2 separate regions of the Homo sapiens genome follow, and region 2 is linked to region 1. A link is a contact called in ENCODE Hi-C or POLR2A ChIA-PET data. All regions are on one chromosome and are shown on one strand. The core of a region is the stretch at or near the end of the contact, and the rest is flanking DNA. Distances in the headings are between cores, read along the strand shown.

Region 1 (6,751 bases), core at 2,940-5,439:
GTGCTTCCCTTTGTAACATTTTTGCTTCTCACTCTTCCTAAGAAGAGCTAAAGGAGGTCCTTGCCTTGAAAAACAGATGTTTTCCTGGGGAATTGTGTCATGAAGTTTTTATAACATTTGAAATTCAGTCAATATGTTTAAGATAATGATGTTGAAAATAGTAATAATAGCTTCCGATTACTATGTTCTCCACATACTGGGCAGTGTATTGAGAATTTTGTATGCATCAGCTCACTGAATTCCTATAGGAGACCTTGAAGTAAATATTCTCATTCTTCCCAGTTTACAGTCAAGGAAACTGAGTCTGAGAGAGGTGCAGGTGCAGTGGCCTGCCCAAGGTCGCACAGCAAGTGGTAGAGCTGGGACTCCAAGGCAGGCCTGCTCAATTCCAAAGTACAACTTCCTTTTTTTTTTTTTTTTTTTTTTTTTGAGATGGAGTTTCACTCTTGTTGCCCAGGCTGGAGTTCAGTGGCGCAATCTCGGCTCATTGCAACTTCTGCTTCCTGGGTTCAAGCGATTCTCCTGCCTCAGCCTCCCAGTCCAACTTTCTTGACTTCACCACTACACTAGTTGGAGGAATCCTGTTTTAATTCCTCTTAAAAGGAGCTTGTTCCTAGCATAGAAATATCCCCTCTTCAGCTACCCACTTTGTTAAGGTTAAACTTATATAACAAGCTTCCCTCTGAAGGGCACAGCCATCCTACTTTACCAGGTGGTGGAAGTCTCGCCAGATGAAACCTCCTATTTACTCTCCATCCACTGCCTGGCCTGTGCTGGGTGTGGCAGTGGGTGGGGAGCCACCCAAATGGCCTCTTTACATTTGTTCACCCACAGGTTTTCCCGAGGATGACTCTGGCTGCCCTGACAGCCCCACCACAGGGGACAGCAGCATTTATTTGACTTGACTAGGATTGGAACTTCCAGTGATCTACAATCTCCATATGATCTCTGTTTCTACAAGGAAGCACCTTCTCCATGAATATTATGCACTTAGTTAAACTGAGCCATGGAAAGCCAATCATTCATTCAACAAATATGTACAGAGTGTCAATAATGTACCAGGCAAGAAACAAGGAGCTGCGCTCTTTCTTCAAGGAATCCATAGTTCTATCAGTAGAAGGAATAAAATATTCTAAGTGTCTTTGTAGTAGATTGAATTATCATTTCACAAATATTCCCTCTCCCGTCTCACTCTCCTCTTCCCTGCCCCATTGATTTAGGACCTGACTATGTAAAATACTTTGGCCCATAAAATGTGGGCAGAAATGATAACATGCCAGTTTCAAGTGAAGCCTTGAAGAGGTGTTGCGAGTACTTGCCAGCTCTCTTGAACTCCTTCTTTTTAACATGAGAACATTGTTTGCTGATGGGGGTGTCCCTATAGGCTGGATCCCAAAATAAGAAGACAGACAGAGGCAGCCCCGAGCCACTGCACCTAACCCATACCCACTGATGAACACATGAACAAACAGTGCACATTTGTTATTGAAGGCTACTGGGACTTTGAGGTTGTTTGTTACACAGCATCATCACAATAATAACTGACTAGTCTAGTCTCCTACAGAGTTAGATTTCAAACCAACCCTGTGATGTTTTTCTTGGACTTTGAACTGAATTATTGTTCTACTAGGTGATGACTTTCACTAATTCATCCAGGATATCTGTAGGGCCACCAGTTGGGTGGGGGGAGCTGTCTGAACAAAACTTACATCTATGTGTCATATAAAGTGCCTGCAAAAACCCCAGATACCCAGGACCTGTCCTTCAACAGAGAATATTACTAATCACAGCTACCCACAGACACCTTATTTTCTATTGCTCATTATCCATTTCTGATGTTAATTTAGCCACATCAAGGGCAAGTTCTTGTTTAAACACTATGAAGGCTCAAAATGAGTTTAATGTTTGCAACCTAAGACCAAGGCAAGTCTGGAAGACTTATGAAACCTAGGACTGGGGCTTTAGATTCCCTTCCCTTCCAGTCACCATCTGGTGCACTGTGCATGTTTAACCACATTCTGTTAACATCCTCAGTTCAACAAGTATTTATTGAGCACACTCGATGTGTAAGGCACGGGGAATACAACTGGGAGTAAGGTATGGTCCTCACCGTCACCTCATTAGCTGGCCGTCTTGCAGAAGAGAGGAGATGAGTGCTCACATAACTATAAGCAAAGACAACATATATATTTTGAGAGAGGTGCCCAAAATTTGCCAAAAGACTGCATCCAATCCGAGGGGATAGAGAACATTTCAGACAGAAAGAACAAAGGCACCGTGGCTGAATAGAATAGGATGTGAAACCTGGAGAGATATAATGGGAAACTTGGTAGGGGATACGTTGTGGGCAGCTTCCAGGGCCAGGCTGGTGAGTTTATTGTTGAACCCAAGAATGGCTGAAGACTTGATGAAATACATCACATCCATGTTGGCCACCCATTTCACTGGGCCCGGAGTTTGAGGTTTGCTGAGAGGTTAAAGTCACTAACAGCTTGAACATCCTCAAAAACAACTAGAGGTAAAAGATGCCCATGAAAAGTGGCTATGACTGCAAGATGGTTTCTATGACTATCACCAAGAAGAGGTACTACAAGGAGCCTGAGTGCGTGGGGAAGAGGAGGAAGAGCTGTTCAGCAACTGGTGCAATTGCAGGCATCTCGCGTTGCAGACTACCTCGTCAGCCCTGGCTAGATAAAGAGAGATTAAGTAGTGTCATGGTCCATCTTGGCCGATGTTGATGATGAGGTTTTGCCTCTCCAGGAAGTAGCATCCCTGTAGGCTGCTTATGGTAGGGCAAGGCCCTGTACACCACACCTTACCTCACCCCCACACCTCTTCCCCAGGCTGCACCTGGCCTTTGGCCTCATCTGCCCCACCTAGTTACACCCATGACTCCAACTGTGGCCAGAAAACACGTTACTATCAGGCAATTACAAACAAAAGAAACAAGGAAATTCAAGTAGTACCAGATTTCAGCTGGACTCACATGAGCTCCTCTAGCACCATCTGCGTGCCTCTGGGTTTCTGCTCCCCAAACCCTCATGACATGTGAAATGATCTGTTCATGGGTCCGACTTCCCCACGGGGCCATAAGCTGTGTTGTGCCTTTTCCTGGGTGTACCCCAGTGCCTAGTTAGTCCACTGATAGCACACATTAAGTAGATGCTACAGCTTTTCCAAGTACTGAAATGCTTCTCTTCACCCACACTTGACATACTATCTCATTTAATTCTTCCAACAACCCAACCCTCCAGGATAGGTGCTATTAGCCCACTTAATAAGTAAGGAAATTGGAACTCAGAAAGTTTAAGTAATTCCTCCAAGGTCACACAGCTAGGAAGTAGAAGAGAGAAACTAATATCTGTCTGATGCAGCCCCTTCTTGTAGGAGCAGGTTTATATGCATTGCATGGAACTGAAAGCCAGGTTTCCAGAATAGATAAGGCTTCTGCCTTGAGAAAGGTTCCTTCCGGGGTAAATGCTTGGGAAATCTACCCCGGACTGGTGTGTGGCAGAGACATACCGGACCTTTGTTTATTGTCTTAGAACTCTGTTTGAAACTGAATTTTAATATCTAGGCCTGGGTTACTGGGAATTTGTGGAAGCTGCTCTGTAATTCTTTCATCTGGGTCACACATGCCCGGCCAGGTGAGAGCTTCTCCGAAAGCCAAGACCAGGGGCCTGGACAAGTGGGAGGGACTTGCAGATGGGCCTCCGATACCTGTTGGCCCCCAGGAGTGCCCTCAGCCACAAGCATGATTGCAGAGCACAGCAGCATTGGAAGAAGGATAGAGCTAGCTTGGAGGTTAATGAGAGTTTGAGAGTAAGAATATCGGCCTAGGAAAATTCACATGAGTATGGGGTCATCTGTCACAGGGAAGTCTTTTCTAACTCACCAGGGATTGAATCCCACAACCCCTTCAGATTTTTCCAAGAAAGAAAATTGAGCCTCAGTCACTGCCGGATGATGACCAACATCTCCTTTTTCCAGGACCACATCCCACAGTCCAGCGCCCAGACATATCACGAGGCATGTCTGAAACGGCCTGGTTTATTGGCACTCTGACCCCAGGTCAGGAGCCAGAGATAAAGAGTGTGACTCCAGGCTCTTACCTTGGGCTTGAGTAAGAGCAAGCAGGGACCCGCCCTGCTGACACCAGTCCCAACCATCTGGTTCATCAGGATGAAATTGTTTTTGTTTGCGGCCGCACCCACTGCTGCACCTAAAGAAACAGCAGGTAGCAGCATCAAACCTGGTTTGAACCTGGCCCAAAAGCATGCACTCAGAGCACAGGAGACCCAAGAGGGACCCAAGAGAGCAAAACTTCTGTGGAAATCCAGGTGGCCGCAAAGGACAGAAATGAGAGGCCACCAACCTAAAAGCATTTCCTTTTGTACCTCCATGAAGACCAGTTAGGGAACTAGTGAATGATTTACAGCTACGCTGTTTATACAAATGAGCACATTAACTTTCTGGATCGCTCAGTGGCAATAAATTAAGAAGACACAATTGCAATGCAAAATTCCAGGAGGCTTGAAAGTTCTATCAGGCAGTAGGTTCTAACTGTGACTTCTTTTAACCTTTGCCTAAATTCAGACTTCAGCTAAATAAATCAGCCCCGTTAATTAAAGGCTGGCATTTTCTCAGACAAGCCTGATGTTCATTAACATCAGGTGAGCAGTTCAGAGTGAGCACTCAGGTAATTAGGAAGGGAAGAGCTAGATGCCTTTTTATATGAGAATTCTAGGTCCACCCGTCTCTCTTCTTCCTCCCCCGATCCTGTCAAGCAAAGGAAAGTTGCGCATTAGATCACTCATGTGCAAACAATATTGCTTTTAAGAACCTAGGATAAATGTTAGAATAATTAATTTAGCAAACACTTTGGAAAAAAAATTGTGTTTGTGAGTTTTGCTGAGTTAAAGTGTTTTCAATTAACATCAATTTTCTACTACACTGATTTGGAGACGGGCTTGGAATATTTATTTTTCTTTCCTCACCAGGAACTGCTTCTTGTGCTTATTTCATTAACAATTATGAGTCCAAAATCAATTGACTAATATGAAATGCCACAGGGAAAAAATAGACTAGCAGGGTGACCATGCTCTGGGGCCTGTGTTCCCAATCTTGGAATAACCAATCACAAAAGACATAATCCTGACAATATCCTAGGCCCTACCTGTAAGAAATTCAAGTCAAATTAGAAGTAAGGACAGATCACCTAAACCTAAAACTAATATTCAGCTTATATGCTCTGATTTGGCCAGGACTGCTGCCTACAATTGTGCAGTGCACAGCCTGCACAACCACACAATGTAGGTCTGGGTATGGCCTTGTCAATTGTCTATATCTGGCATCTTTCTGATTTGTTAATGCCCTTGCTGATTGAAGACATTGTGAATATCACCTTGTCAAGACCCAAGTCCCTGCTGATTACAGAGGCTCATTCACTGGAGTCTAATTTTGCTTATTTTTCGTTTACCATTTGGGCCTTGCTTAAAGCATCTCCTGCCAATTTGGGGGGGAATCTGTACCATCAGTGTTCAATTTGCATGCAGTCAATTGCCTTATGTTGGACAGGGCACCCATCTACCTGGTGTCTCCCAAACAGAGATCCCTTGTTTTTCCAGAGAAAAACCCTCCAGGAGTAATCACTCTGTGGTTCTCCCCAAGTACATGTTGATAAGTTTGTATACCTTTTCTCTTAAAATAATAACAATAATAAACCTCACAATGTCTTTCAGCCATATGAGAAATAAACCCTCAGTGGCGTGGATTGGGGGAAGGTGATCTAGAGATCTAATGATTTCTCAAGCAACGTTCATTTCAGTTGCTTCTTATATTAGCTCCCCCTCCACCCACAGTTCCAGAAGTACTCACACCTTCTGGGCAGGCAAGTTAGCCTCTGTCCTCACTGGCACCATAAGCTATGGCTTCTTCCGATCCACTGAGGCAGTTACTATGTGTCCATCTCTCGTCCAGCTTTCAAAATTATGTTGCTGCTATCTCCTCTCCTGTTCTCCCTGTCCTTATGAGTTTATGCTTTAAAAAAAAAGTTTTTGCAGCCAGGCATGGTGGCTCATGCCTATAATCCCAGCACTTTGGGAGGCCGAGGTGGGCAGATCACCAGAGGTCGGGAGTTCGAGATCAGCCTGGCTAACATGGTGAAATCCCATCTCTACCAAATATACAAAGTTAGCTGGGCGTGGTAGTGCGTGCCTGTAATCCCAGCTACTCAAGATGCTGAGGCAGGAGAATCGCTTGAACGCAGGAGGCAGAGGTTGCAGTGAGCTAGGATTGTGCCACTGCACTCCAGCCAAAAAAAAATAAAAATAAAAAAGTTTTTGCTATAATTTTAGTTGAGTTTGAGTTGAGATAATATACTTATCTAAGCTAACTTAGATAAGTATATATATAAGCTAACTTAGATAAGTATATAGATAAGCTAACTTAGATAAGTATATTAAATTCATCATCTTCAGTTTTTAGGTGTAAATACATATAAGATTTCCATACATCCAAGATCCCTAATAAGATATTTAATAATTGGTTTTCTGAAATAATCTTCAAGGGTTTTAAAAATTGTTATTGCTCTGATTGTTGTAAAGAACATGAGAATCCCCAACAAACGTGAAATGCAAATTAGAGATCCTGAGCCAAAGCTCCAAAACGGTGTTTGGAACCTCATGAGAATGAGAATATTGGCTCTTCTTTGTGGTGTCCAGAACAGATTGTCAGCCTCTTGATTAGAGAG
Region 2 (6,669 bases), core at 3,416-5,915, 45 kb before region 1:
TTTCTTTGGGATTCTGTGCAGTGTCATGCGGGGTAAGCTGCAGCTGCATACCATTTTTTTTTTTTTTCCTCTCCGAATAAAGCTCAGGTCTTTTTTTCTCTGAGTGGCTTAGCTGAGTCCCTTGGAACTGGTTTCCTATTGACTCGGGCTCTTGACTCTGCCAGCCTGGGAGAAATCAGGTCAGTTTAATCACTGCTGATGTCATAAAACCAGCTTACTTAATGGAAGCCTTAATAGAGGGTGGGGTAGGGAAGGGAGCTGAGATCACCCTGGAGGAGAACTCCAAGGGTGGGCGGCTAATGAGGGTTGGAGAAAGGTGGACCCATGGGCGGTGGCTGCCCACGGCCTTTGAAGTTTCATTTGCAGTGTTTTATGAGCCCATGCTGGAGTAAATTGTACCTGCAGGCTGCTGCACTTTGCCCTCCCCAGCAAAAGGAGGTGGAATTCACACTAGTAATGTCTGGCTGGAGGTGAGAGCTTGGGATCCAGAAAGCAAGGAAGCCATAGAGTTTAGCTGGCCCTGACCCTGCAGTGGGAGCTCAGTGTCCCCCTGCTCAGCCTCGCAGGGGTCTCTGTGGGGCTCCCTCTGTGGCCAAGCCACCTTCTCTGGGGGGTTCGCTCAGGCTTTGAAGTGCTTGAGGTCCTAAGATGAGGAGGAAAGAGGAGTGATCAGGGGATAAGTATTTCATATTTCAGATAATGGCACTGATTCTGTACAAACTCAGAATGGAGGTGCAGGTAATCTGTTGAGGAGTTGTTTGCTTTTGTGATTTCAAGCAGTTGTGTTCAAACACCTGTGCATAAACCACTGGCCTCAGAATGGAGGCGCCCAATAGACTTGTAGATTCCTGGTTCTGCAGGCCCGGGGTGGAGTCCACCCTTTGTTGACAGGCGCCCAGGTGAGGCTGACGACCCATCCGATTTTGAAAGCCCTCACCTAGACCCGTAAATGCAGAGGGACTCTGAGGAGGTGGTGGTCTCTGATGAGTAGGCATCCATGGCTTGCTATGCACGTGCCCCTGACAGCCAATAACATCACCCGGTGGGAGCTTGTTAGAAATGAAGAATGCCAGGCCTTCTGAAGCGGAACCTACATTCTTTTTTTTTTTTTTTTTTTTTTTTGAGACAGAGTCTCGCTCTGTCGCCCAGGCTGGAGTGCAGTGGCGCGATCTCTGCTCACTGCAAGCTCCGCCTCCCGGGTTCACGCCATTCTCCTGCCTCAGCCTCCCAAATAGCTGGGACTACAGGCGCCTGCCACCACACCTGGCTAATTTTTTTGTATTTTTAGTAGAGACGGGGTTTCACCATGTTAGCCAGGATGGTCTCAATCTCCTGACCTCGTGATCTGCCCGCCTCGGCCTCCCAAAGTGCTGGGATTACAGGTGTGAGCCACCGTGCCCAGCCTCGGAACCTACATTCTAATCAGCTTTGCAGGTGATTTGTATGCACATCACAGCCCGAGACCCACTGGTTTAGACTCCATGTCATTGAAACCGCTATTACCTGTTAGCTTCCTTGTTGGAGAAGGCCAAGTTGGCCTCCGTGGATGGTGGGTCTTTGGACTATTAATAGCTTTCTGATTCAGCAGTGGAGAGGTCTGGTTGCCAGGAACAAGGCTGCTGCGGGCATTGGCTTTTGTAGCTTGAAGTTGGATATTTGCCTGGATCGAAACACATTAACCAATCAGATACAGTGTATCTGTTTCCTGTTGCTGCTGTAACAAATGAATACATTACCACACATAGTAGATTAAAATAACACATTTATTATCTTACAGTTTCAGAGGTCAGAAGTCCAAAATGGATTTCACTGGGATAAAATCAAGGTGTTGGCAGCTCTCTCTCTCTGTAGGCTCTAGGGGAGAATTCATTTCCTTGCCTTTCCCAACTTCTAGAGGCTGTCTCCATTCCTGGGCTCGTGGCCCCTACTTCCATCTTCAAGGCCACCAGTGTAAGCATCCTCACACATTCTCTAACTGACTTTCCTCCCTACCTCTTTCCTTGATAAAGACCTTGAGATTTTGTTGGCCCCCCTTAGAGAACCCAAGATAATCTGCCCATCTCAAGATCTTTAATTTCATCACATCTGCAAAGACGCTTTTACCATGTAAGGGAACACCTTCACGGTTCTGGGGATTAGGATTTGGACCTTTTGGGGATGCCATTTTCTGCCTACCACAATCATATAAAACAGCCTAAATGAAGCCAATCAGCCATGTGCCTGGCACTTACGTAGCTAATAAATGTCAACCTGCCTGCTCTCAGGCCTGGCCCAATTCATGGATTCCAGAACTTTGGCCACAGTCCCCTTCTGCTACTGTAGCAGAGTTTTTGGTTCAGTATGTGTGAGGTGGGGCCTGAAGCTTTGCATTACTAACAAGTTGCCAGGTGATCCTGGTATCACTGGTTCCAGGATAATAGTTTGAGAACTACTGGCCTAGTGAACAGGGAGAGGGTTTCAAAACCAGGCAGACCAGGGTTTGAAATCTGCTCTACTGTTTGAGAAATTAAACACCTTGGGACTCATTTTCTCATTTGCAAAGGGTTCTCATAAAGTTTAAATGATTCAGAATGGAGCATCGTAGCTTGTACAGAATAGAAGTTTAATCACCAATTATTGAGCCATATGTTACAGATTTTTTTTCTCTTTATCGCAGTCATAAGATTTTCGTGTTATTGTATGACATAGGCCTTGCAGTGACACAGAGCTCCTGCTCTAGGTTGAATTGTACCGCCCCCCCACCACCTCTAAAGTTCGTATGTTGAACTTCTAACCCCTGGTACCTCAGAATGTGAGGTTGCAACAGGATCGTTGCAAGTGTAATTAGTTAAAATAAAGTGTTTGGGGTAGGCTCTAATCCAACGTGACTGAGTCCTTAATAAAGGGGAAAATTTGGATGCAGAGACAAACAGAGGGAAGACAATGGAAACAAACAAAGACAACATCATCTGTAAACGAAGGAACTACCAGAGCCAGGAGAAGGGCCTGGAGCAGATCCTTTCCTAGCACTATCAGAGGGAGTATGGCCGGCCCACATCTTGATTTTTGGATTTTGGCCTCCAGAACTGTGAGATAATAAATTTCTTTTTTTTTTTTTTCTTTTTTGAGACAGAGTCTCGCTCTGTCACCCGGGCTGGAGTGCAATGGCGCAATCTTGGCTCACTGCAACCTCCGCCTCCCAGGTTCAAGCGATTCTCCGGCCTCAGCCTCCTGAGTAGCTGGGAATTACAGGCATGCACCACCACGCCCGGCTAATTTTTGTATTTTTAGTAGAGACGGGGTTTTACCATGTTGGCCAGGCTGGTCTCAAATTCCTGACCTCAGGTGATCTGCCTGCCTCGGCCTCCCAAAGTGCTGGGATTACAGGTGTGAGCCACAGCGCCCAGCTGAGATGATAAGTTCCTTTTGTGTAGGTCAGTCTGTTTGTGGTACTTTGTTACACCAGCCCTAGGAAATTTATATAGCCCTGATCAAAGGAATTTCTTTGTTTCTTCATTACTTACTAGAACACCCTAGATGATGAATCCAGTGAGGGTCAACAGCAGAGAGGAGCTGCCCAGCAGAGAGGAGCTGCCCACCACACCCTCCACCCCATCTTCCTGAGCCTTCTGTGGAAGCACTGGTTTGCTAGCCTCTGAAGGGCCATGGGCCCAGCACCAGGTGCCCTCAGCTCTGAGGCCAGGCCGTTACCTGCATTCAAGATGGACACTGGCTAGAGAAAGCATGTCCACAGGGCTGGTCAGTAGGAAAGGGGTTGTGTTTCTGGAAGGGTGCATCTAACCCAGGGGTTGGTGAGCATTTTCCTAACCCAGGGCCAGGTAGTAAACATTTTTGGCTTTGCCAGTCATGCAGTCTCTGTCACAGCCACTGCACTCTACTACTTTAGCACAAAAGCAGCCATAGGCAATACATTTAAAAAGACGAGCGTGACTGCGTTCCAATAAAATTTTATTTATAAAAAACAGACAGCAGGCTGGATTTGACCTGTGTGTTGTAGTTTGCTAACCTTGCTGAGTAACATCCCCTGACCCTCACTGGTGGGGCCTGTGTTTTTGCTTTCACATTTATTTCACTTGGCATTCAGGGTAGCCACCATACACCCCATGCAAATGACAATCCATATTGGTCCAGACTTAGTTCCAGATGAAACTCATTACCAGATAGTTCCCAGGCTCAGGGATATCAAATGGGATCCAGCAGACAGCCACTTCCCACTGATAAGCAAGGATTCCAGGTCTGAAGGGCAAATGACGAAAGGGAACCTTCAGTCTGCAGAGAAAAGTCAGAATCCTTGGCTCCCAATCAGCAGGTCTTGCAGCATCTCAGCCCTCACACAAATCCCTGGGTCTCCATGATTGGGTGAGTCACTAATGGGTTAACAGCTGAGCTCCATCCTGAAGTTTGGCTCCAGTGCACCTTTAGAATAACAACCTGGGTCTGGATTAACATTCAAGAAAACAACCCCTCAGGAAAGTGTTCTGTAATAAAAGGATCCTATTTCCTCTCTGCCAGCTCCCACCTTTTTCTTTCAAGTCAAGTCTGAAGCAAGCTCAGAAACCTGTCAAGCTATGAATGATGAGTCAGACATTTAACCAAACAAATTTGCTCTCCTGGTGCCACTTGACACCTGCATGAGCCTGCAGTGGTGAAGGTGGGGTTTGTGAAGAGGCAGCAGCCTCCATGGATGAGGTCTTGCACAAACGCTCATCTACATTAAGGAAGTAGCGTGGCCAGCCACAGCTTCAGCCCAGGTCTGCGCACCGTGTTCTTTAAATCTTTGACCTGAACTATGTCATTGCTGAAATTCCTTAAAGCAACTACTTACATCTATAAAATGTTCATTGCCACCAGCCAGATGCTTAGACAAAGGGAAGCCCTGGTCCTTGTGTCTTGAGAGGTCTGAGACACTTGAGGCCTAACGGAAGATTTACTCTACTTCTCCCACGCCTCTTGCCAGCTAGGAGTTGTCCTCAAATATTAAAGCTGGGAGTAAAGGGAAGGGGTTCTTTTACTGTATTATATTACACCATATTACATCAAATCCTCATCTCGACTCCATGAGGTAGGGATTATTCTTTCAATTTTACAGATGAGGAAACTGAGGCTCAGAAAGATGACGATTCTCTAATGACACAAAGCTAGTCTATCAATCTGTTCTCACACTGTTATAAAGATATACCTGAGACTGAGTAATTTATGGAGAAAAGAGATTTAGTTGACTCACAGTTCTGCGGGCTAGACAGGAGGCATGGCTGGGGAGACCTCAGGAAACTTACAATCATGGTGGAAGGCAAAGGGGAAGTAGGTACAATCTTCACACAGTAAGGAAGGAGAGAGAGAGAGAGAGAGACAGCAAAGCAGGGAAGTGCTACACACTTTCAAACAACCAGATCTCATGAGAACTCTGTCACAAGAACAGCAAGGAGAATGTTCACCCCCATGATTCAATCACCTTCCACCAGGTCCTTCTCTCAACATTGGGGATTACAATTCAACGTGAGATTTAGGTGGGGACACAGAGCCAAACCATATCAGCTAGAAAGTAGCAGAGACGGGGTAGAATCCACTCCCCTGTCTCCCAGGGCACTGCTGCCTCTGCTCTGCCAGCTGGAGAGTCCTTCTACTCTGATCCGGATCACTCCATGAGGAGCTAGAAGAGAAGGTGGAGACGGTATGAATATTGGGGTATAACCTGGAGTAGCTCCAGAGTAATTGTAATTTGATTCAAATCAAATCCAGATACTGATACTGCCTTCCCAGAAATATGGTCTACCAGACTGGGCCATGAGCAAAATGGAATCCTTATACCCACGTTAGGCAACCAGGTTGAATTTGTTGAGGTTGAATTTGTTGAGCTATGCATTGCATGGATTCACCTCATAGGCACTTCAGGCAAGTGAGGCTCCAAGTGCATACTTCCTATAATTTTATTAATACTCATGATTGCCCCTAGGGATTTATGCCCAGATGGAAATGGAGGGCAGCCTATTTACACTGAGTGAAATTCTGTCATATGGGAAAAAGAGGATAAAAGAATGAAGGCCTGGTGCAGTGGCTCACGCCTGTAATCCCAACACTTTGGAAGCCCGAGACGGGAGAATTGCTTGGGCCTAAGGAGTTCAAGATCAACCTGGGCAATGTAGTGAGGCCTTGTCTTCTTGAAAAATAAAAAAATTAGCCAGGCATGATGGCATGTGCACCTGTAGTCCCAGCTACTCAGGAAGCAGAGGTAGGAGGATAACCTGAGCGCAGGAGGTCAAGGCTGTGGTAAGCCAAGATAGCACAACTGCACTCCAGCCTGGGTGACAGACTGAGGCCCCTATCTCAAAAATAAATAAATAAATAAAAAATAAAAGACTGGAAACCTTCCAGTACATACTAGGAGCTTATAAAAGTTCATATTCTTTGACTTGAAGTTGTAGATTGCTTTCAAACTGGCCCTGCATCTCTGCCCCTCCCTGTGTTAGGATGTCATTTATATAGCTCCTCTTATCAAAGGATGGAGTCTAGTTCCCCACTCCTTGAATCTGGGCTGGCCTTGTGACTGACTTAGACAATAGAATGCACCAGAAATGAGGATGTGCCAATTTTAAGCCTTGCACACTTCTGCTTGCTCTCTTGGAACCCTGTCCAACTCTAATGTGACAAGCCAGTGCCAGCCTGCTGAAG

What was found. A loop is a pair of places that touch in the nucleus more often than their neighbours do. ChIA-PET counts read pairs that join two places held with the same protein, here RNA polymerase II (POLR2A). Pooled maps may share reads with other maps.
Region 2: a map of PC-9 shows a loop between it and region 1 (2.4-fold over the local background). The contact joins two enhancer-like sites. A Hi-C loop is called at or near these places in 4 of 168 maps with a recorded cell type or tissue (Caco-2, PC-9, aorta and 1 more) and 1 of 50 pooled maps. POLR2A ChIA-PET finds 5 or more read pairs at or near these places in 6 of 52 experiments (OCI-LY7, PC-9, Panc1 and 3 more).

What each region holds. Positions count from the first base shown.
Region 1 is chr4:38,227,954-38,234,704 of GRCh38, reverse strand. LOC105374408 (a long non-coding RNA gene) reads left to right here. Exons shown (of 2, transcript XR_925214.3): 2 at 835-1,147. Among named protein-coding and RNA genes, the nearest start is that of LINC02513, 140 kb to the left of the region's middle. Within about 2 kb of position 4,189, at least 6 of the 41 ENCODE cell types and tissues checked have a DNase peak (open chromatin) inside an H3K27ac peak, as active enhancers do; they include PC-9, where a contact is called at or near this core.
Region 2 is chr4:38,273,472-38,280,140 of GRCh38, reverse strand. It overlaps LOC124900694 (a long non-coding RNA gene), which reads left to right and starts at 265. Exons shown (of 2, transcript XR_007058100.1): 1 at 265-470; 2 at 3,507-3,964. It overlaps LOC105374409 (a long non-coding RNA gene), which reads right to left and starts at 159. Exons shown (of 2, transcript NR_188373.1): 1 at 52-159. RefSeq lists an enhancer at 966-1,135. Within about 2 kb of position 4,665, at least 3 of the 41 ENCODE cell types and tissues checked have a DNase peak (open chromatin) inside an H3K27ac peak, as active enhancers do; they include PC-9, where a contact is called at or near this core.